Linked DNA regions of Homo sapiens: all the other regions are linked to region 1. A link is a loop called in an ENCODE intact Hi-C map of the cell type or tissue named here. Cell type or tissue: dorsolateral prefrontal cortex. All regions are shown on one strand.

Evidence for each region. Hi-C counts contacts between places; a loop is a spot of excess contacts. Peaks named below come from ENCODE experiments on the same cell type or tissue, not always from the same donor. Only the 100,000 strongest peaks of a DNase experiment are listed, where the experiment ranks them.
Region 2: a loop joins it to region 1, with 7 times the contacts of the local background. A loop is called at or near these places in 35 of 110 quality-filtered maps.
Region 3: a loop joins it to region 1, with 5 times the contacts of the local background. A loop is called at or near these places in 12 of 110 quality-filtered maps.

Annotation. Positions count from the first base shown.
Region 1 is chr5:60,291,375-60,299,374 of GRCh38, reverse strand. It overlaps a transcript of PDE4D not described here. Among named protein-coding and RNA genes, the nearest start is that of PART1, 190 kb to the left of the region's middle. In dorsolateral prefrontal cortex, a CTCF peak has its summit at 3,791; a DNase peak (open chromatin) is centred at 3,774; H3K27ac peaks cover 823 bases.
Region 2 is chr5:60,582,725-60,590,724 of GRCh38, reverse strand. No RefSeq gene overlaps it. Among named protein-coding and RNA genes, the nearest start is that of PART1, 99 kb to the right of the region's middle. In dorsolateral prefrontal cortex, a CTCF peak has its summit at 4,228 (motif pointing right); no DNase peak of the experiment used is centred here.
Region 3 is chr5:60,378,778-60,386,777 of GRCh38, reverse strand. It overlaps a transcript of PDE4D not described here. Among named protein-coding and RNA genes, the nearest start is that of PART1, 100 kb to the left of the region's middle. RefSeq lists an enhancer at 6,781-6,830. In dorsolateral prefrontal cortex, CTCF peaks have their summits at 3,591 and 3,791; no DNase peak of the experiment used is centred here.

The DNA.
Region 1 (8,000 bases):
TCTTAGTTTTCTATACCTATGAGCCAGTCAATTGGAAGTGAAAGCTGGGTATGCCAAGGAATAACTAAATTCCCTTTACGGTTTCAAAGTTAGAACCTATTTTTCTCTTAAGATTATGGAATTGATTATCCATTACTTTTGGTTTTAAAGGCTGTCTTCAATGGTTTTAGTGACAAGTTGGTCACAGCAGCATTACATGATTTTAGCCAGAAGCTATTTTGAACCTAAAATTCCTATCAGAAGGTTGAAAAAAAACCTAATTTTACTTTTATTTAGAGCTTGTGTGCTAATTATTTGATTTTTAAATTTCCGACTCCACTTGGAATGAAGACACAATCCAGTAGTTAATATTAAAGTATGAACTTTCAATTGTTTCCTTTCTTCCTTTTTTTTGAGATAAGAATCCCTCAAAAGAATAAGTGAAACAGAGACTTCAAAGTTCCGTGGTGACTGTTGAAATATAACAGAATCGCACTGTGTTTGAATTTACTGTGATATATTTCTAATGTCTTATATTTGGTATGTTTCTCTTGTTGTTATTGCTGACACAAACCAAAGAACAAGAATTTCTTTTATGCCACTGATTTGCAAAGGTCGTATAGAAAATGAAGGGTCAGATAATGGATGTTAATCATCCTCATTGATGGATACATTGACAGGAAAACATAATTGAATTGCACATATTAGTGGAAGATAAAAAACCATTTCACAAATCGTTCTTAGTAGAGAAAAAAATGATAGGAGAGCTAAAATTGATGTGAAAAACACAGAAGGAAGTTAAGGGATTAGAGTGGGAGGGAAATTAGTGAATATCTATTTGTGTGCATGATTGCATTTTTGAAATAATTAGTTGCCTAATTTGTGTATCCAAATATAGTAATTGTTTTTCCATAGTCATGACTTAAATATTCTCTGTGTGTAATTTTCAGTTGCATACATTTTTTTGCAGAATCAAATTGCAGAGGAATACATTCATTTGAAATTTCTCTAGGGATGTGTTTATAACCCATTTTGGAAAGAGTAGAAAGATTTTTTTTCTCTTCCAAATGGCTATGAAGGTGGATAACTTCTCTGATCTTTTAGTAAACACTTTTATGTTAGTTGAATGGTATGCAGTTAGTCATAAACAGGAGAGATTGAGGAAAAATAACATGCTTAATGCAAATAAATTTTCTGTACCTGATAAGTTAATTGGAATTTTTTCCTGTAATCTTTTTTTTTTTTATTTTTCTGGTAGATGCTTGTTGATTTAAGGTAAGATAGAAAAGAATCATCAAACTATATGTAAACCACAGCCAAATGATGAATTCATAGTTTTTGCTCAAGTAGAGGGATTATCTGAAAGTACAAAAAGAATTTGATAATTGAGAAATACATTATTTTGAATGCACATTTGAAGTAGCTAAAAATTCTACGCCACAGCTGAATGCACTGGCAGTTTGTTAATCACATCCATAAACATGAGTCTTCTACAATTGGAGTGGGCCCCACACTTGGAACATCTTGAAGATGTTTCTTCTTTGGCTGTGCTAAATTAAGCATGCAAAGAAGTTATATTGTGTTAACATTTCCACAATGAAATCTTATTGGCACTTCCTGTATAAGTGGCTGGGAATAGAAATTCTCATTTATGAATCAAAACACTTTGCCTTTTTATTTGGAGGTCAACCTACTAACCTTTGGTTATAGGATAATACCAGCAATTTTATTATAAAGTGTATTTCAGTAATTGGAACTGTGTTTTGATTATACAATTGGATAGAATGTATAATAAAATGAAATGAAAGAAATTTCTCCCAGAAGATTGAGTTAAAAATGTTTTGGTGATGAAATTGAGATGATGTCCAGATTTATAGCATGTTTGGTAACCATAACATACTTCTCGATATATTGAATTCCATGTAAATGCTTATTTCTTCAAACCCTTTAAATTTCAGAGTATTTTCTCCCTTCTGTTATTAATCAGTTCTATTCATAGTGGATCTTAGAAAATTATCCAGTGATTAATATTTCTCCATATTTGTAGCTTTCATTACTTTATATTTCTGTTTTTGCCTAGGCTCCTTGTTACCAGCCTGTTCTAATGTCACAAAACTTGGCAAACCCTACCCAAGAAGGGTAAGGTTTAGTATCTATGAATTTTGAAAATACTTGATGAGAAAAGTTGCTTTTAAATTATTTTGAATCTTATTAATACCAAAAATATTTGAAAAAGAGAAGCAGGTACATTTTTCCAATATTCAAATTTCATTCAATGTATAAATACTCAAACCTTTTTTTATAAATTATACTTTAAGTTCTGGGATACATGGGCAGAACGTGCAGGCTTGTTACATAGGTATACATGTGCCATGGTGGTTTGCTGCACCCATCAACCCATCATCTACATTAGGTATTTCTCCTAATGCCATCCCTCCCCTTGCCCCCCACCTCCCGACAGGCCCTGGTGTGTGATGTTCCCCTCCCTGTGCCCATATGTTCTCACTGTTCAACTCCCACTTATGAGTGAGAACATGTGGTGTTTGGTTTTCTGTTCCTGTATTAGTTTGCTGAGAATGATGGTTTCCAGCTTCATCCATGTCCCTGCAAAGGACATGAACTCATTCTTTTTTATGGTGGCGTAGTATTCCATGGTATATGTGCCACATTTTCTTTATCCAGTCTAATATTGATGGGCATTTGGGTTGGTTCTAAATCTTTGCTGTTGTGAAAAGTGCTGCAATAAACATATACGTGCATGTGTCTTTTGCAATAGCATGAGGGAAGGAGATTGGAAAACATTGACTCATTGTACAATTTAAATACGCCAACTTTGTCAACTTTTATTACAACTGGAAAGCACTTATGGTACTTATTAGAAAGAAAGTGTGTGTGGATACGTATGTGTGTAAAAATATGGCTCTTCTTAAAAGGAGGCTTACCCAGTCATTTTTTTTTGAATAATAGCTGCATTGGAGGTAAGAAGGTACCTCAAGACATTTTCTCTAATTGTGCAGGAAAAAACAAATAAAGGAGATGAAGACTAGGCTGCTGTCATTCTGTGCCATCTCTGACATCTATGGAAAGCCTAGAGGCCCAAGAATACTTCCTCCCCAGGGTGCTATTGCAGTATCTTCAGGGTCCTGAGTCTGAATGTTCCTATTTTATGTAAGCATTGTACCCAGAAGAATGGGTCAGAACCTCTCCTATGGTCTGAATGTTTGTGTCCCTCCAAAATTCATATGTTGAAGTCCTCACCTCCAAGGTGATTGTATTAGGAGTTGAGGCCTCTAGGGGGTGTTTAGGTGATCCTCATGAATAGGACTGGTGCTCTTATAAAAGAGGCCCTAGGGATCTCCGTTAACTCTTCCACCATGTGAGGACACCGTGAGAAGGTGCCATCTATGATGAAGCTGGCCCTTATTAGACATCAAATTCTCTGGTTCCTTGATCTTGGACTTCCCAGTCTACAGAATGTGAGAAATAAATTACTGTTGTTTATAAGCCATTGTGTTTGTGGCATTTTGTTTATGGCAGCCCAGGTGGACTAAGACAGCCTTTTAATAGGCAAGGGGATCTAAAGACATAGGTGAACCAAGCAAGTCAGTCTGCAGCTCAGAAAACTCAAGTCCCCATTCAGGCAGCTGCCTGATGATGTTAGCTGTAATCTCCTGTGTTTGTGCCTGACTTGCTGCCTCAGTTTAGCTCAGTGGTTCTCAACTGGGGGCAACTTTGACCATAGGGACATTAGGCAACGTCTGGAGACATTGTCACAGCTAGAGGAAGGGTGCTACTGCCATCTAGTTGGTAGAAGCCAGGGTTGCTGCTAAACATCCTGCAGTGCACGGGACAGCACCTCCTCCCATCCCAGCAAGGAGTCATCTGTAGGAATATTTGATAAAAGCCATCTACATAAAAGCCCAACAGCTCACATCATAATTAAAGATGAAAGACTGCTTTTCCCATAAGATTGGGAACAAGGTAGTAATGACTGTTCTCAAATCTCTATTCAACATTTTACTGAAGGTCTTAGCAACAGTGCAAGAAGAATAATTAAAACTCATACAATTTGCAAAGCAAGAAGTAAAGCAGCTTTTATTCACGTATGACATAAACAGATACTTAAATAACCATAAGGAATAGCTTCCATAAAGGGGACTTGAACCAATAAGTGAGTTTAGAAAGGTCTCAGTATCTCAGTCAATACAAATTTAATCATGTTTATAAATACAATGGACAATTAAAACTAAATATTTAAACATTTCATTTCTTATAATGCCAGAAAATAGAAAATACTTAGTAGCAAATTTAATGAAATATGTGCACAATTCTTATACTGAAAACTATAATTTACCAAGATAAATTTAAGAAGACTTCAATAAATGGAGAGATATACTTTGCTCATTGATCAGAAGACTCAATAACAATTTAGGATATTAATTTTTCCTGAATTAATCTATATATTCAAATTTATCTTAATCTTCATCACAATGGCTTTTATTTTATAGGAATTGACAAGCTTATTCTAAAATTTATATGGGAGAGTAAAGAAGGTAGAATAGTCAGAATAATCTTGAAAAACAACAGCAATTCTACCTGACTCTATAAAATATAGTTGTATTATAACTGTAAAAATACAGTTGTATTAAAGATTATGAGGTTTTGACATAAGGATAGACAAATAAATGAAGGAAATAAAAGAGTCCAGAAATAGACACACATTTATAAAGTAAATTGATTTTTTTCAAGACACCAAAGCAATTAAATAAAGGAATGGAGAGGCTTATTTATAAATGAAATTGGAATAAATTGATATCCATATGGGAAAAAAATAAATTTTCACTCCCTAAATTCACACCTCAGACAAAAATCAATTCAAGATGGATTGGAGACCTAAAAGCAAAGGTAAAACTCTGATACTTCAAGAACAGAACATGACAGGATTCAGAAAATTATAACCCTCAAAATTGGTAAATTAGACTGCTCATCAAAAGACATACGTAAATGAGTAAGAGAGCCACTAACAGGACAAAAATATTTGTAAAACATATCTGACAAAGGACTTTAATCAATATCACATAAAGCACATCTACATTAATAAGATAAAGACCAAAGAAAATAGCTCAATAAAAATGGGCAAAGCATTTCAAGGGACACTTTACAAAAGTAAATATACAAATGGCCAATGAACACAGTAAAGAGTGCTCCACATCTTTAGGCTTCAGCTAAATGCATTTACAACCACAAAGAAATACCACCACACATCCACTAGAAAGGACAAAATTAAAAAGGTTGAAAACACCAAATACTGGTGAGGAGTTAGAACCACTGAACTCTTACACTTGTTGATAGGAAAATTAAATGTTGTAACTACTTTGAAAAATGTTTTGCAGATAATAAAATGTTACTTTCACCTACCCTTTGACCTAGCAATTCCACTCCTATTGTTTACCCAGAAGCAAATTTTATGTTACACATAAAAAATTATATCATACATAAATACTTGTTAAAATATTCATAAACCCACATATTCATAAACCCACATATTAATCAAAAGAGAATCAATAAACAAATTTTGTCACAGTTATACAATGGAGTATTACTCCGCAACAAAAATGAATGAACTACTGATACCTGCAACAAAATGAGTGACTCTCACAGACAAAATGCTGAGTCAAGGAATCGAGACAAAAAGGAATACATGTGGTATGATTCCATTTCTAGGAAGTTCTAGAACAAAACTTAGGTTAGAAAAAGGGAAAAAGGTTAGCCTCTGAAAGGGAAGACTGACCAGAGAGATGAGAGAACTTTCTAGGGAGATGGAAATGTTCTGTATCATAAGGATGTGGGTTACATCTTTTTTTTGTTTGTTTGTTTGTTTTGAGACAGAGTCTCGCTCTGTTACCCAGGCTGGAGTGCAGTGGCGCCGTCTCTGCTCACTGCAACCTCCGCCTCTCAGGTTCAAGCGATTCTCCTGCCTCAGCCTCCCGAGTAGCTGGGACTATAGGCGTGTGCCACCATGCTAGGCGAATTTTTTGTATTTTTAGTAGAGATGGGGTTTCACCGTGTTAGCCAGGATGGTCTTGATCTCCTGACCTTGTGATCGCCTCCCAAAATGCTGGGATTACAGGCATGAGTGCCCGGCCGCGTTACATCTTTTTAAGTATTTTAAGTAAATTGGTAGTCAGTGTTCAGGAATCCTTCTAATGACTCTTCAACAGGGGTGGCTTATGAAATAGTTCATCAATTTTTTTTTCTGATAAGGGGAGGTTGAGGCAGGAGGATTGCTTGAACTTGGGGGGGCAGAGGTTTCAGTGAGCCGAGATCATAACACTTCACTCTAGCGTGGGTGAAAGAGTGAAACTGTCTCAAAAAAAAAAGGGGGGAATTTACACTCTTGAAAATAAATATTTCATAAGGAAACTTTAGAGTTCTCCAATATACATGATCAAACAAGGACCTGTTACCATTTTGGACCATGTCATAATAGAGAGGAGATAGTTCAAAATTAGTCATATGTTCCAACAACAACATGATTATGGAAACTAGTCTTAGAATTGAGAGTAATTGAAGTTTTTGTTTTTACTGGTATTAATAAATGGTATTACTCAATTCGTTGACAGTACCAGTCTCTGCAATATCTTTTGTTGGGGAAGGGGGAGAGGACCTGTTCGTCTAATTAGAAACACATCTACATTTTAAGAATAAAATATTTTACATATACTTTTTGTTATTAAATCTGCAAACTCTAGAATTGGAAGAAATAGCCTTCATAACTCTTCACTGCAAAAGTTATGAATGTTTGATAGAATTAATTAAAGCATTCAGTAGAATTAGACTTGTTTGGAAGGACTGTAGGATCTTTGGCAAGAAGTGTGTTTTATATTGTTTCAGATGTATACCATTTTCTCTTAAGGTTTACAAGTTAATCAATAAAGATTCTTGGCAGAGCTAAGTACAAAAGAACAATATGTATTTCGCATACCAAATGGATCTAAGTCTTAAGTGTTATTTGATGTCTCGAAATGTTTGGCTTTCAACTTTGTTTAAATGAATAGTGTGTATACAGTGAAGACAGGCTTTACTTAGCCATGCCTAGACCCTCTGTGGATTCTCTCATAATCCTCAGTTATTGTAAACCATACTTAGTGAGACCAAAAGGATATTTTGTTTTGGCTGCATGGTATTATTGGAAAACGGTAAAAATTTTATTCTTTAAATAATGTGTTTTTCTATTCAGAAAAATAATGTCTATAGAGATAGTTATTTCAAAATGTAGTTTTCAATATGCACTTGTGGGTATGAACATGAACAAACACATGCAGACACACAGAGTCTGACGTTATATCTAGAATGTTGAATCCTACTTTTCTACTTAACAGGAATGTTTCCCTATGTAACGAAAAAGTCTGTATAATGTGTCTCTATTATGTGTATTATATGAATTATATATCCTAATTTACTTAACCATTCTTTTATTGTATTGGTCATTTTCCCATATTGCATACAAATTATTAGGGAACATCTGTGTGCAAACATTTTTATTTACATTTTGGATTATTTACTTAGAATAGATTCCCGGAAGTGAAACTACCAGGTCAAAGGCTTTTCCCAATTTATTTTTCAAAAAGAAATTCCCACTGTATTCTATACAAGTATGCTTGTCTCACTGCCCAGTTGCTAGCCTTACATGGTTTTTTTTTTAATTTTGTTTTTTATAAATAGAATCTCATTGTTTTAGTTTGTATCTTTTGGATTACTAGTGAGTTTGAAATTTAAAAACCTGTCTTTTCAGGCCTTTGTCTTTTAGGGTTTTTAGGATTTTCTTAACGATTAGCATCATCTCTTCTCTAAAAACGTTATATTTGTTCGTTATATTGTAATAGGTTTTTTTTTGCTTTTAGCTATTAAGCTTTTAATTATATACTTGATTTTTAATTTAGAAAAGTAAAATTTTCTTCAATGGAGTTCTTTTTTAAATTGAATTCTTTGACATTTTTATTATTTTGTTCAAAGAACCC
Region 2 (8,000 bases), 290 kb before region 1:
AGTTTAACTGTAAGTTATGGACTAAATATTTGTCTCCCCAGAAAACTCATGTGTTGAAATCCTAACCCCCAAAGTGATGGTATTAGGAGATGAGGCCTTTGGGAGGTGATTAGGCCAAGAGAGTAGACCATGAATAGAATGAGTGCCCTTATAAAAGAGAACCCACAGAGCTCTCTTGCCCTCTTTCTATCGTGTGGGGATACAATAAGAAGTCAGTAGTCTACAACATGGAAGAGAGCCCTCACCAGAAATGGACCATGCTCACACCTTGATCTTGGACTTCCAGCCTCCAGGATTATGAGAAATAAATTTCTATTTATAAGCCACCCAGTGTATGGTACTTGTTATAGCAGCCTGAACTGACTAATACACTGTGTATAGAATTCTAGGTTGATAGCTATTTTATTTCCATATACTGCAGTTATGCCTTTGTTAGCTGGCTTCCATTACTGCTGTTTAAAAGTCAGCTGCCACTCTAGATATCACTTCTTTATCAATAATGTGCCCCTTTCTTGGCAGGCTGCTTTTCTCTCTGTCTTTCGTGGTCTTTCATTGATGTTGCTATATCTTGGTGTGTACTTTTTAAATAATTATCCTGCTTGGGATTTCTTGAGCTTCTTGAATCAGAAGTTTGAGGTCTTTTGTCAGTTTAAATATTGCCTTTGTCACAATCTCTCCTCTGCTTTTGAATCTTTAATTAAATATATGTTAGCTCTCACTCTGTCTCTTAATCTCAATGTATGTCTGTATTTTGGTGTTTCTATGCTGCTTTCTGGATAATTTCTTCAGAATGTTCTTATATTTCAGCACTTCTAGTCTCCTGTTCAATTCATATATCCACTATTATGGATTTTACATTCATTTTACTGTCCATTTTACAGCTCAGGAAACTGAGGCTCAGTCAGGTTGTGTAATATCCCTAAGATTACTCAGCTTGCAAGTAAAATAGATGGCAGTCAAAACAAGCACTGTCTAACTGCAAACCCCAGGCTCCTGACTAATGTGTTTCCAGTGAGCAATGTTTTATGGTTTTTAGCACATTTACTTTGGATACTTATGTATAAGCTCATTTGTCATTTTTCAACCTATACTTTAAAAAATTTAAGATCTCAAATTTCTTTTTGATTTGCAGCATTTTCATTGTCTTAACCAGCTTTGCCAAATTCATTTCCAATTTCTTTTGGTCTCTTTCTACAAATATATGCTAAAGATTTTTCATCGAATTTTCCACAAATTCCCACAAAAGATACTGCAACAGTGATGAAAACAAAGTCTTTCTTTGATGCTCTATAGACATAAGCATGTATTTGTTTTATTTTTAGGTATGATTTTTATAGTATTTTTCATTTTTATGTATAATTGCTTTTATTTTTAGGTATGATAAGTCAAAAATGTCATAGGGAGTATCATTGCCCTAAGAGACTCTGGTAAGAAATTTATCAAATGAATGTTCCATACAGAAAATTTTGAAAGAGTACTACAGCAAATTTTCAAGGTTGAAGACACTCTGTATGAGCAGGGTGATGGAATTCAGCCATTTCTCATTTTTATTTCTCACACGTCTTTGTGTTCCTGCATCTGCCTTCAGGGAAGTCGTGTCTGGGAGTCTAGCAAATTTAATAGACATATGGGTCACGACTTAGCACTTATGTTATCCAAGAGTTTGGTTTTGATTCCCACATATAGAAGAGTTTCTGCACATTGTTATAGGAAATATAACTTTTAAAAAGCTGATGTTTGTGAGCTGCTTGTGTACAGGAAGAAGAAACTAAAAATGTCTTATGTTTGGAAAGTCACACAAATCTTAAATCATGATTAAAAGAGGAATCAGTTAAAATGGTCCCTAGTTATATGGGTGTGGCTGTGGTAAATCATTACTTTTACCCTCAAGAACAAAACCCTATATATGTCAAAGACCTAGGGAAAAGTAAGAGTTTTATTACCTATCAAAAATCAGTATTTAGGAGAGATTCAACTGTATTTATATTCATCATCATAGTATTTTGAAGTACTCACTTCAGCATGAAACATAGGAAATTCCAATTTTACAGCATTTGCGATCGTGCGTTTTCTTGCTTAAGACAATATAACCTGCAGAGTGTAATACCTTGACATCACTGGGTCTTCCAAACAAGTTGCCGTAAAACATAAACTATGATTATTGAGTCTTAAAGAAATTATTTGCTCATGGGTACTCAAGTGATTTGAAAGTTGGGATCTAAGACCACGTTAATGAACAGAATTTGCTACTTTGTATCAACTTGGAAATATATTTCTTATTTAATTTTGTAGAACAAATATACTTCCTGGGATAAGTGGAGGATATATTAAGTACCCTCTGATGAATTTTTTCAGTGTCTAGTTAACTTAACGTTTAAATTTTCAATTTGAAGAAATAAACTGGGAACAGTAATGGGACAACAGGGTGCTAACCCAATAAAAAAAGTCACTTTCAGTTTGTTAGTGCATATTTATGTTGCAATGTAAGTTTCATAATTAAGTAGTGAATCTAAGTTAAAATTCTGTTTACAGTTTTTGCAAATTTCACCTTGGAGAATTGTTGAGTGAATTGTTTGCTTCATTTGAGGATGTAGAATAAATTATATTTTCCATAAAATGTCACCAACAGTGCTTATTTCCAAACAAAAAATAATTATGTATGTGGCTAGGTCTACTCACTTTGTAATACCTCTTTTGGGGCTCTTCTGTCAGAACTGAGGACACTTACAGTATCTAGAGCCTTTTCTAGGGAATATAACAAAAGCTTTTCTCCCTCTTCTAGCCCCCACAAATTTTACATCTTGCTGCCAGCGTATCTTTCAAAATAATAACAAGGTAGTCTTCTTGAGTAGTTTATAATGGATTTCTTTCTATGTTTAATAAAGCAAATGAAACTTAATTTTTAAAAAAACTAGAGGACTAAAAATTATTTTCATGAGAACTAAGTAAAATATAATTGATATTTGTATTAGTCCATTCTCATGGTACTATGAAGAAATACCTGAGACTGGGAGATTCATAAAGAGAAGAGGTTTAACTGACTCACAGTTCTGCATGGCTGGGGAGGCCTTAGGAAACTTACAATCATGGTGGAAGGTGAAGCAAACACATCCTTTTTCACAAGGCGACAGGAGAAGAAGCGCCGAGCAAAGGGGGAAAAGCCCCTTATATAACCATCAGATCTTGTGAGAACCCACTATCATGAGAACAGCATGGGGATAACTGCCCCCATGATTTGATTACCTCCCACTGGGCTCCTCTCACGACACGTGGGAATTATGGGAACTACAACTCAAGATGAGATTTGGGTGGGGACACAGCCAACCACATCAATATTTAAAATTGAAGTACTTCAGTTTTGATTAGTGTAGACTAATACAACATGCGAATGTAGAGGCCTTTTGCTCACTCTTCCCACTAAGAACTCAAGACCTTTGAAGGGTCCTGACAACAGACATTTCAGTGATAATTTACCAAGATAGCAGAACTGTTTGTTGCTAAAAATAGTTATGCAGGATAAAATGCAATCTATAATTTTATGAGAACCTGTGATTCTAGTTTACCTCCAATTACTAATATCCATATCTATGTTTGTATATTTTTTAATCAGGTGTGTTTTGGACTCAGAAGTTATTAAAAATTCAGTCAAATGATGGGAGTGATGTTTTGAAGATTAGAATCATGTAGCTGATTCACATGCGTTATTAGACCATGATAAGAAGCACAGAGGAAATATAACAAATGAAATCAGCCTTCTTGCCTACTGATTCTGCATAATTTTAAAAATTAAATTTGGGTTTTTGTCCATATGCAAATTTGTCCTAAAAATTTCCATCTTTTGAAAGCGTTTTGATACTTAGAAAAAAAAATTTAAGACTTTTCTAAATAGAATATACAAGATGGTACAATCTGATTGGATAATAATGCATCAGTGTTCTAAGTTAATAATTGTCTAAGGCAATAATTAACATTTAAAACATGCAGTGACATCATTTCTGAATTTTTTTCTACTTTCTACTTATCAAAATGCCAAATATAATTATACACAATTACTGCTTAAAGATGATGAAGGTTTTGATTTCAGAAAGTTCATCACTCTTACCTTTTCACAGAGAATTTAATTTGATGATCTATTAAGGCACAACAGGTGTCTGATTTAGCATATTTGACTATTTTCACAAGTCACAATCCATCTAACAAGGACAGATGTTCCCAGTAGAGGTCAGTCTTGTGTTGATAGTTATTGTATCATAAAGGAAAAACTAGGGATTTTATGTTTAAGTCCAGTATATTTGATATAGGTAGTAAGCCATTAATTGTGGAAGAAAGAAACTTAAAGATTGGTCATCTTTATTGTAACAAAAATTACTGTGGGTAATATTTTGGGTCCTTTATTACCATATGTTTTCCTCAAAACCCCAGAAAGCTTAACTGCTTGCTAAATACTCCCTAAAAGGAACTTACCAATGGTAGAAATGAACAATTATCTAAACGTAGCAACAGATAATTTGGGATAAATGTCAGATTATTGGATTTGAAACTGAAAATATTTCTTGCAAATTTCAGTTTGAGAAGAGAAACACAGAGGTAGGATAATTTCACGCATCAGCCCCTCACCTTAGCTGTCTTCTCTGCAATATGGGGACAACTGTGCTTGTTCTCTTTCCCTCAGATAAATCTTGTTTTATTCCTCAGACTAATGTTTTGGTCTATAAACCGAGAATTTTATAATAAATGCGGAGATGGCAATCGGAGATAAAGCATATGTTTACAAGTAATGCCTTTGGAGTTGTTGATGCCAAAATACAATAAGCAGTCAAACCAGCATAGCCCAGGAAACATCTTTGAGGTTACTGAGATGATAAATGACTTTACTGCAGGTAGATGGTGTGATGGAAAGAGCAGTGTGTTAGCAGCAGTGGTTCTGCCACCAGATAGCTTGAGGAGGCTTTAATTTCCCACACCTTAAATAAACATAATTAAGTAAACTGTGTTTGCTATGCAAATACAGTCTAAAAGCAAGACTCCTAGTTCCTTCTTTCGAACTAAATTATTACCCAACGGTCCTTCCTATTAGAATTTGTAGCACCAATATTAGTTAGAAATCAGAATATTTGGATTTTAACTTGTGGCACTGCCAGTTGGGCAAGTGACCTTGAGCAAGTCACAACCTCTCTGAGATTTGTCTTTTTCTCAGTAAAGTGAAGGGATTGGATATGGAAGGAACAAACTCCAGTGTTTTCCAGGACAGGAAGATATTAGAAGTTGCTGAGAATGGAGGGGTCAGTGGAGAAATGGAGTGTGCAGACCTTACAATAAGGTATCTGATAGAAACAAAGTGTTGAATGCTCTATGTTGGCCAAACTTATGCTTTATGTAGAGGTGGGCAGACAGATGCAGGTAAGAAAACTGGGAGAGAGGTGCCCAGTTACAAATGCAAAACTTCAACTCTGGTCTTCTGTCCGATGATCTGGAGTTCTTCCCACTTCGCCACACTAAGTCTTGTCGCTGACAGGAGTGTGTGGGCTTGATCTAAGCAAATCTCTGAAAGAGAGGGCTTATATTTGGTTCCCTTTATCCTCCATCTATGCCCCTTCTTTATTTTTTGGGTCCCTTTCTCTTTATCCACTACATCCTTAGTTGTGCTCAGGTGTTTCCTGAGCATGAGCTTTGTAGGCGACACATTTCAGGAGCTGAAACAGCCCAGACCCCACCTCTCTTTTCAGGCTCCCCACTATGATGTTGACATTTGCCCTCCACAGAGCTTATACCAGGCTGCATTATGTTTCTTCATGAAGACTAGTTAGCTAAGCAAGTACTTAGAGCCCTTTCATTCATTCAGTTTATTGTAGAGCCTTAATACTGCAGATGCTAGGCTGGGCAATGATGAAGGGAGAAAGACGGCTTTAACTCTGAAGGAGCCTCAGCCCAATGAGGAAAGCAATATGTCTACGTGTAACTCTAGATGATGAAATCAGACCCCTGTAGTGTGCAGGGTACACAGAGGAGAGATAATTTTTCCAGGGCAGTGGAGGGATATGCAAGGTGTTACTGAGGAGCTAATATTCAAGCTGAACCCTGAAGAATGTGTCCACTAGTGAGGAAGGCAGGGCAGAGGCATTTTCTCAGAGGAAATAGCATGAAATAGGATCTGGTGACAACTAGAAATGACTTACCATTCCATGTGGTCCAGGTAATGCTAATACTTCAATATAAAGTCTGACATGGCTCTCTGTAAAGGACTGAGTAATAAGGGGATTTCATGAACTGTGGCCAGGCAGGCAGCGGACTTATTTTTAAGTAAGGAGTTTTTTGGCACCTGTCAAATAACATCTCCGAGATGGCTTCCTTTACATATTCCAGGTCAGTTGATCCAGATCTCAATGCTCTTTGCAATTTTTGGATTCTTAGTAGGTTGCTGCTACACCATGGTTTCTCTTTCCACATTTTCACAGGGCATTCCTGCATTAGTCTGTACTGATGAGTTTACAATGGTTGCAATAATTGTTGGTGTTGATGAACCTTCCTTGCACTTTATGTAAAAGAGTGATCCTTTTATTGCCAGTTTCTATTTTTCCATCAACAGCCTGATATTCCATGCCTCTGGGTCCATACTGTTCCATTTCATAACATTTAATGAATGTTAGAAGTGGCTCTGCAAATGCATTGCCTTAATCTTGTTGCCTGCAGTGAGATGCTTTTAATATTTTCTCCACATGTGAACTCAGTGTTTTCCTTTAGGTTTTCTTTAATTTCCATGTGGTTAATGTCACTACTGCAGGGAGCCTGGATATTTATAGATTTTTCCCTTTCACTCTATCTTCAATAATTTGCTTTTGCATTCAGTGAACACATCCATCACAATAAATGGTCCTTTTCTCATTTGTATTGACTTGCATTTATATAAACCAGACTTCCTTTTTATAGTATTATCAATGTTCATGGCAATTTTCAGTAGCTTGGGGAGCTGGGTATGAGAGTTGGCACAGAGCTGCAAGTTTTCAAATGACTCATGTCATGATGCCTGGTTTCAAGCTTTATCATTAAGTCAAGACCAAAGTTATATGGGTTTTTTTCCTTAATTGCCTCAATATAAAATGAGAGTATTAAATAAGCATCTCTAAATTATTCCCAATTTCATTAAAATGTTCTTGATTTGATAGCCCTTTTGTGCACTGAAAGATGTAAAATATTCCAATTACATTGTTGACTATTCATAGTCAGTTCAATGTTATAAACTTGTATAGCTCCTAGTAGAAATAAACAGGGAACTGAGTTATATACAGTTCATATTGATCATTCTTAGATGCTATTGCTTTCTGATAGCTCAATTTATTTTAACAGAGTCTACAATGATGTCATTTTAAAATTATTATTTTAATATTTCATTTATATTCTTTTAATATAAGTTAATTTTTTCCTATCACTGTGCATGTCATTGGTTTGCAGATTGTTGGGAAGAATATCACTGGCAGGACTTGTATTGCTGTTCTTTAGGCAAAAGCAAACTGGTCAACCTAATCAAACTTTTTCTAGCTTGTGGAAGGCCTCTCAGAAAATATCTTTCAGAAGTAGCTCTGTGTGCTCAGACCCCTGGAACCAGTCATTCTGCTGCAACAGAGGCCTGTGCTTTCCTATTGCCACCCATTTTCACTGCTCAGTGGCCTCTTCAGATATTAGTGCTATTTCCATAATTCTAGTTGCATATGCTTTTTTGTTTCTTACCTATGCCACTTAAATATTGTGACATTTTGGGAGCACTTAAACATTTACTTCAAAACTTCACATCTTTGTGGTATTTTTCTATAGTAACTTGTGGTTGTTAGAAATGCTGAAAATAAATGGTGCTGGGATAACTGGGTAGTTAAATGTGGAACATTGAAACTGGACCCCTTTCTTTCACCATATAGCAAAATCAACTCAAGATGGATTAAGGATTTAAATATAAAACCTAAAACTATAAGAATCCTAGAAGAAACCCAGGAAATACCCTTCTGGAC
Region 3 (8,000 bases), 87 kb before region 1:
AGATATACAGTTCATTACTTCTTTCTCCTTTTTCATCCTCTTTTGTCTCCAGGAAGTTCCCAGAATCCGAATTTAATCATTATTCAGGTTTGGGTATATTTGCATATAAATGCATTGCTTGTGATGGATCCAGTGAAAGTTCATGCGCAGGGCTGCCCCTGCCCAATGCTGCACTGGCTTTCTGCCCATCAGTGCTGGAGCTGGCAGAACCCCCCTGCAGAGGAACGGAAGCAAGTGACCTAGAGGGGCCTGCAAAGAGTCTTAGGAGGGCAATTACAACACGTGTTTCTTCCTTTTAGGAGTATCTAATTGGGTTCAATGTGAAGGCAGCTCACTGTCAGGCACATAGAAGAGACTCTGAGTTAGAGAGGTTGAAATGTGGTCACAAAATATCCATGAATGTATTAAATCCATAAGGATTTATTAGGGGCTCTTAAGCATTTGATTCCCTTTAAGGAAATCACTGCTAATAAAGAGGCACACAGCTTGAGAAGCTGAAGCAGAGTGAAAAAAATTGATTTATAGCTCATAGGTAGAGAAAGCAAAATTCCTAATTAGTCATTTTTTTTTAAAGCACGTACTAAAGGGAAAATTACTATATATTTTTTTCCAAAGTTTCCTTGGTCTGGCTGTTGTTTGCCATTTTAATTACAGATTTATTATTTATTTTGTATAATATATAACTCAGGAATTATTATTATTTAATTTTTCCTCTTTTTTTTGCATTGGGCTTGGTGCTGGGGAAACAGAGACAAATTATGCAGAGTCCTTTCTTGTTGGGAATTCACACTCTGGCAGCCTGGTGTAGCCATGTGCACAAACAACTACTGTGCAATTTGATGAGAGAGACAGAAGGCAGGGCAGTGGCACAGGTGGAAGTGCCCAGCTAGGGTACAAGGAATTGAGGGAAGGCTCTTGAGAGAGAAAGAGATCTGAGAGCTGTATCTTCCTAAAAAGTTGGTGTATTCCAGGTAGATGAAAATAGGATTGGGAGACAGAGGTGGACATTCTGAGAAGGGGGAGTAGTAAGTACAAAACAGAGGTGGCAATAGCATTATGGACTTGGGGACCGTTAGTAGGTTGATAGGATTATAGCACATAAATATTAGACCAGAAAGACTGAGAAATGATGCTGGAGAAGAAAGTAGGACACAGGTCATGGAATGACTTGCAGGCTGCACCAGAGGCACTTGGATTTTATGAGAGCCTTGGAAGGTTTCTGTGGCAAGTGTTGCCAGTGCCCCTCTCATATTCCCTTGGCAGTCACTGTTACTGTACAAGACAACAGCTACAAGTCTCAGAGACTACAAGTTTGCAAGACTGTAATGAGGCAGGCCCAAAGCACCAGAAGTTAACATCCTTGAGAGCATCGCTCAGACAATGATGCATGAATAGCTCAGATTCTTCACCCCTGGTGAGGATGAGTCTGCAGCAGGTTTTGTATAATATCTTGGAGGTTCCCGGTGACATTGAGTCTCACCTGATCACAGCAGTTGTCTGGTCATTTACACACCAGTATTGTTCCTTCCCATACTTGCCATTCTTCCATACCCTCCTACATTTTGCTTCCTGGAATCCCTTCTCGAAAAACTACTCATGCTTAAATTCTTAGCTCAGGCTCTACTTCTGGTGGAATCCAATCTGGGACAGGTTTTTGGCTTGTGGAGGAACAGTGGCAATGAAGGCGGAGTCTGGATGATTTTCATGAGAATGCAAGAGAGAGTGGAAGACTCTGGTTCAATTTAGAAAGCACAGTTCGTTGCAATTATGGCCAAGCTGTATGTATTCTGGGAGACAGGGAAGGACTTTTCGATGATTCAAGGTTTAGGTTTGTTGACTGGTGGGATCCATTAAGCAAAATAAGGAATACAAGAAGAGGAATAGGATTTTTGGTGAAATGTGTGGGATTTGGATTTGATTATGCTGAATTTGAGGTATTTCCATGGACAGTGTAGGCATTGGGGAAGAGGACTAGTTGCGACACCCCAGTTTGGAAGCTGAGCATCAGCCCCTGAGTAGTAGTAGAAGAAGTGGGTGTGGCTGTGGTCACTCAAGCTGAGTGTGGGGATGGGGAGTAGGAAGAACCCAACAGAAACAAACTTCTGGGAGTACCAACCTTTAACAATCAAATAGATGAGGAGGAACTTGCTACAGTGAAGGAGTGATCTGTAGCACCAGGCAAGGGCCAGGGGAGTGATGTCGTAGAAGCCAAGAAAGGAAATCATGTCAGGAGGAGAGAGGAAGCAAACAGAGTCAAAGACTGCAGAGAGGCTTGGCAAGGTCAGACTTCAGGCTCCCATTGGATTTGGAAGTTGAGTGGTCATTGTTTATTTAAGAAGTTCATACTAATTTGGATCAATTAGAAAAGTAGTAGAGATTACCTCCACTTAAGACATTTAGTTTTATTACTTGAAAACTAGGCTAACCAATAATTGCCTAGGACAGGGATTGCTTTAATGAATAGGTAAGAATAATTTCTAATTATAGGGTGGCATGATTTGCGTTACCATACTGAAAAATGCTGCCCCTCTATTTGTATGATTTGTATGAAGTTCAGTACTTGGAAAGCTTCAAGTTTGTTCACCTAATTAGGTAAGGGTTTTTCTTTTAAGCTAGTTGCTGTTTTTTAGTTTCAAGTTGGTCCCTATTTCTGTTTGAATTATCACAGGTTTCAATTTTATGTTGCCAAAAGATAAGATTTAATACCATAGCTGATGCCCCTTTGAATTTTGAATAACAATTCTATTTTCTTTATACTATTTAGTTATTTGTGGTTAAGAATCTGGTCTGTAGAGTTAGACTGCTTAGCTATTACAGTAGCTTCAACACTTACTCTTTAAGATCCCTGGGTAGGTACTGTGCTTCTCTGTGCCTTGATTTCCTCATCTGTAAAATGGAGAGAATACAACTTTTTTTCAGAAGTTAATTCTTAGTACCAAATGAGCTAATTCATATAATGTATTTAAAGGCATTTTAAATGGCACAGAGTAAATGATCAGCACATTTTAGCGTTAGAAATATTTGTTAGTATTTTTTCTATTTATAATTTGTTACTATTACTAAAAACTGGGAGGCAGAATAGTATAAAGTGATAATGATTGAACTATAAAACAGATTAGGGTTCTGCTCTCAAATTTTCCGCCAACTCTCTGAACTGGGACAAGTCCATTCACCTCTCTGAGTTCACATTCTTCACCTATAAAAGAGGGAGGTTAGAATAGAACATCTTTCAAGCCAGCCTTAGTTTTAATATTCTGGGAAGCACACCTTTTGCTTGGAAGTAGCTGATTTACACAGTAGTCTTAGCTGTAGTGTGTTTTCCCCTAAGGGAAAGATAAATGGGCTAAAAGGAGAAATGGAAGGCATTTCCATTAGGCAATTGCTTTCTGGAAAGTACAACTAATGTTTTGGTTGGTTTATTTTCATAGAATTCATTTCTTGGGCTAAAACATAAATCAGTTACTATATTCAGAGGGCTTATCATTTCTTTTTTGAGTATACTTATGGTTGGAAAAATTCCAAGTGTTTTTCATTTTTTTGCCCTGTTTTTTCATACCTTTTACAGAAAAATAATTGTTTTTAGTGCATTCATTTCATTTGCTAATGTTATAATCTGTACAAAACAGCCCACCTAATTATTCTTTTAGATGTTAAACATGACACATGTAAATAAAATGATAATTATAGAATGTGGTGTTTTCTTGTATCTTACATTTTTTAGATCTGAAAATTGGTCCCTGTTCTTATTCTGCATGTACTCCAGTGAAACTTTCCCTTGATGAGTTATTTTTCATGCGCACACATGGGGGAGCTTTTGAGACACTAGTTTGAATGTTACACTTTGAAGACTTTCTCAACAACTTGACCCTAAGATGATGGACTGGAACTCTTCATTGAAGGAAGTGTAGCAGGGTGCAACTGGCTGTAGAACTGACTTCCCTAGCGCTCACTGTCTCATATGCAGCCCTAGAACCAATTCATAAATCTCTTTGAAAGATAGCCATAAACATGTATTCTCTCACACAAAAGAGTAGGGCTAAGAAAATGAAAACGAAAAGTGAAGGCAGATCCAGTATTTTCTAAAACTTCAGTAAGAAGTACCTGAGGTCATAAACTTGGGGGGCTGCCTCTTCCGGTGAAATGGGGGAAGTCAGCCAGAAACTCTGATTTTGACAGCAACATTATTTAAAGGAGTTTCTGAAATGATCAAACATGTTCTTCCATAGAAGAATAAAAGTCTAAAAGCACATGAGAATATTTTTAAAAAATCACCTCTGGAGGAAGCAGAAACAAAAGTGAGTGGCTTGAGTTGAGTCCGATGCTCTTGGTGTCTAGCTCTGTTTGCCATTTAAAGAAAATGCAGAAAAATAGAAATGTGTTAAGTGAAATGAAACCCCATAGGACCTTGACTGACTTTATTGTTATCTTTCTTTTGACCCTAATTTTTGGGGTAGCTAAAACCGCAAATAAACATATAGAAATAGACCTGGTGTTAGCCACATAGATACATGAAGTAGCATCAGGAATGACTGGGGCTTTTCTCTGCCCCAGTTTATTTGGAAATAACTCCAAACTATTTCATATATAAATATATATATATTTCAATGCTTATCATAATTACATCTGAATATTTTGCTCATAAGACAAACTTCTAAATGCCCTTAAAATGAGGCTTCAATGAGGAAATAAATACAGCTGATTTTAAAATGTTATTTAGTATCAAGAAAAAACTCTTTAGCAAATATTTCCTGTGAAAAGTATACAGTATAACTAGCTTAATATATAAAATTAAACAGAATCTTTCATGATGAATTGAAAATAGGTAAAATTTGTTTTCCTTCTCATTGTTTTTTCATATGTAGACAGCCAAGTTTCATCCTTCACAGTTTGTGTTCAACTCCTTGCTGTTTTTTTCTCTAATCTTTTCCTCAGTGCCTTATTCATTCTCATGGTTTTAACCATTAACTATATTCCCATTCTGGGCTTTCATCACAGATTCCAGTTGTACATTTTCTATTGCCCATTGGATGTTCCTACCTGGATATGGAAGTCAAATTGAATGTCAGCTACCAAATTTACCTTCCATCCTCCACTTGCTTCCTCGGCTTCTTTCTTTACCCACCCTCCCAGCTCACCAGTTCCTTCTGACTTTCCCGTATCTGTTCACTAAACTACCATTTTCTGAATCACCTGGCCTTGGAAATTTGGTGTCATCTTTGACATTAACCTGTCTCATGTACACTACTGTATCAGGGGTTCCCAAGGCCACCCTCAGACTTGCTAAAAGGATGCATGGGACTCAGAAAAGTTGTTATAGTCACAATTATGTTTTACTTAGTGAAAGAATACAGACTAAAATCTGAAAAGCAAAAGATATGTGGGGAAAAGTCCAGGAGAAATTAGGTGCAAGCTTCTAAAAGTTTTTTTCCAGTAGAATTGCACAGATGCACTTAATTCTGCAAGCAATACCGTGTGACATATGCAAAGTGTTGTCAACCAGGGAAACACTTGAGCTTTGATGTTTTTAATGGAGGCCAGCCACATAGTCATGCAGCACCTGTATGACTTACCTCAGCTACTCAGACTTCAGCTCCTCAGAGAAGGAACAGGCAGCCATCATGCATCACATTGTTAGCATAAACTATCTGATCAAACTGGTACCACATGCTCCAAGGCCTGAGGCATACAACACTCTTACCAGGCAGAATATACCTGTGGCTCAAGGCTTACTCTCAGGAGCTGGCCTAAGTTCAGTCTTGAAGAGAGGTTTTTCTTGGGCATGTGCAGGGCTTGAGCCACCTAGATTTGCTGAGTTAATCTTACTACACATGCACGAAAAATCACCAAGCTTTGTTGGTTACTGGGAAAATTCAGAGCACATACTGTGGTGTTAGATATGTGTTTGAGTTCTGCCTTTGAGACGATTAAATGAGATGTGATTAACATACTGCTGGACACATAAATACTAAGTGATGTCGATTTCTCGTTGTTGTGATTTTTATTATCTCTGCCCTTTTCTATCCAATATCACTTCTTATGTTTAGCCTAAGACCTTATTGTGTTCACCTTCAAGGTGCACTAGCTTCCCATATCAGTGAACTTAGGATGTTACGCTGCGCTAACAAACAATCTCCAAATTGGTATCACTTGCTAAAACAAGAGAGTTATTTCTTGATGCTGCCGTTTGTCTATTATGAGTTGACTGCAGCTCTGCTCCAAAGTATAATCATTCTGGGACCCCGACTGAAGGAACAGCCCTGATCGGGACATTGGGGCAAAAAGAAAAGAGCGTATTATAGAACCATAAAATGGCTCTTAAAATTTTGCTTGAAAGTGGTGCATATACTATGTATTCCCATTTTATTGTCTAAAGTAAGTGACACATCCCAGCCTGAGGTTATTGGATTAGGGATGTATACTATTCCCTTGGAATGTTTGAGCAGTAATATAATCTATCAACTTCCTAGCTAGCCTCTGTGTTAAATGATCATTAGAGTATCTAAAGAGGCTGGAAGCAGAGAGGCCAGCTAGGATACACTAATCTATCCTGCTGACCATCACTAAGTTCACATCCTCAAAGTTCAGTGTTGACAAACCATTTCTGTTCTCTATAACTGCCGTATCATGGTCTTCTCTTGATTAGTCACGTAAGCTCATTTTTAAGCTCAATCACCCATGACTTTCCTATACGCAAGTGAAACCATAAAATTAACCAGCATCGGGCACATTTTATCTTAGCACCTTTTATACCTTTGCTCATACTTTCACTGAGATTGAGGGCTCTTTTTTGAAGATAGTTACCATTTCATTCACCTTTGAATTCTCCAGAGCCCAGGTACCTTACCTGTGGTCATGGCTGAAACATGTAATCAATTAATGTAAGAAGAAGTATTGTCCCAGTGTTTCAAAGAAATCCAGGTGCTATTCAATGACAGTGAGACGTCAGGCCAAGGGGGTGAAGGGAGGCTGAAACCCAGTCCATGCTTTGCTCACAAGCCAAGTCCTGAGATGGGATGAGGAGAAAGAGGTGTCTTTTTCTAATCTCATTAAAGCACTGAGTAGTGTGGTGGGGGCTTTTCTTCTGGGGTTTTGTTTACTAAAAGACTTCCTACAAAGAACCTGTAGGCCCCACAAAGATCATATGCATGGACATTATTGTAGGGCAGCAGGAGAAAAATGCTATTTTGGTTCTGCTTTCTAGAAATTTTCAAGTGCTGGGCTACCAAGTCAACTAGCTCCTCTGCATCCTTTAGATGTCTGTGGCTGAGGACAGCTTCATGAGATTGGGTCCTCAGAGCTGCTTTGCACTTCCCAAGAATAGACCTGTGGACCATGTCCTTTTTGTCCACCCAAGTTTTATTTATTTTTGGGACAGCACCTCTTTTACCAGAGAAAGTAACTCTTGCGGCTAAAAATATACCGGAAATAAGAATGAAGAAAAGTAACTGGATCAGCTATACTTGGTAAAAATACCTAAAGCTCTGTTTCATGAAAGTGTTTCTAAAAATAAAAACTAGTCCCTGGCAATGCAGCAAATAGCCAAAACGACTTCTTTGGTTGATTGGTTTTAATGTTTTTTTTTTTTTCTTTTCCTGGTTACAGTTTTAAAAACTGCTCCACAAGAAATTTCTTCCAAATTCAGTGCCAATAGGGAGCATTGCCTATTAGCAGGCACACAATAGTTAAGAGCAGAAAGGCATGCAATAGGGCTTTGATTGTCCAAGGCAGGGTAACCATGTATGTAGGACCTTTATTGCTGCCTGGGAGGTGCTTCAGTGTGGGGAGTAAATGCTCAGTCAAATTTGGCATAACAGCTTTAAAGCAAGTGGAACCACTGTGCATGTTGTCAGCAACATACTGCTTTCTTTCTTTCTTTCTTTCTCTCTCTCTCTCTCTTTCTTTCTTTCTTTTTCTTTTTAGTTTTTGAGTCGGAGTGTCGCTCTGTCGCCCAGGCTGGAGTGCAGTGGTGCTCTCTAGGCTCACTGCAATCTCTGCCTTCC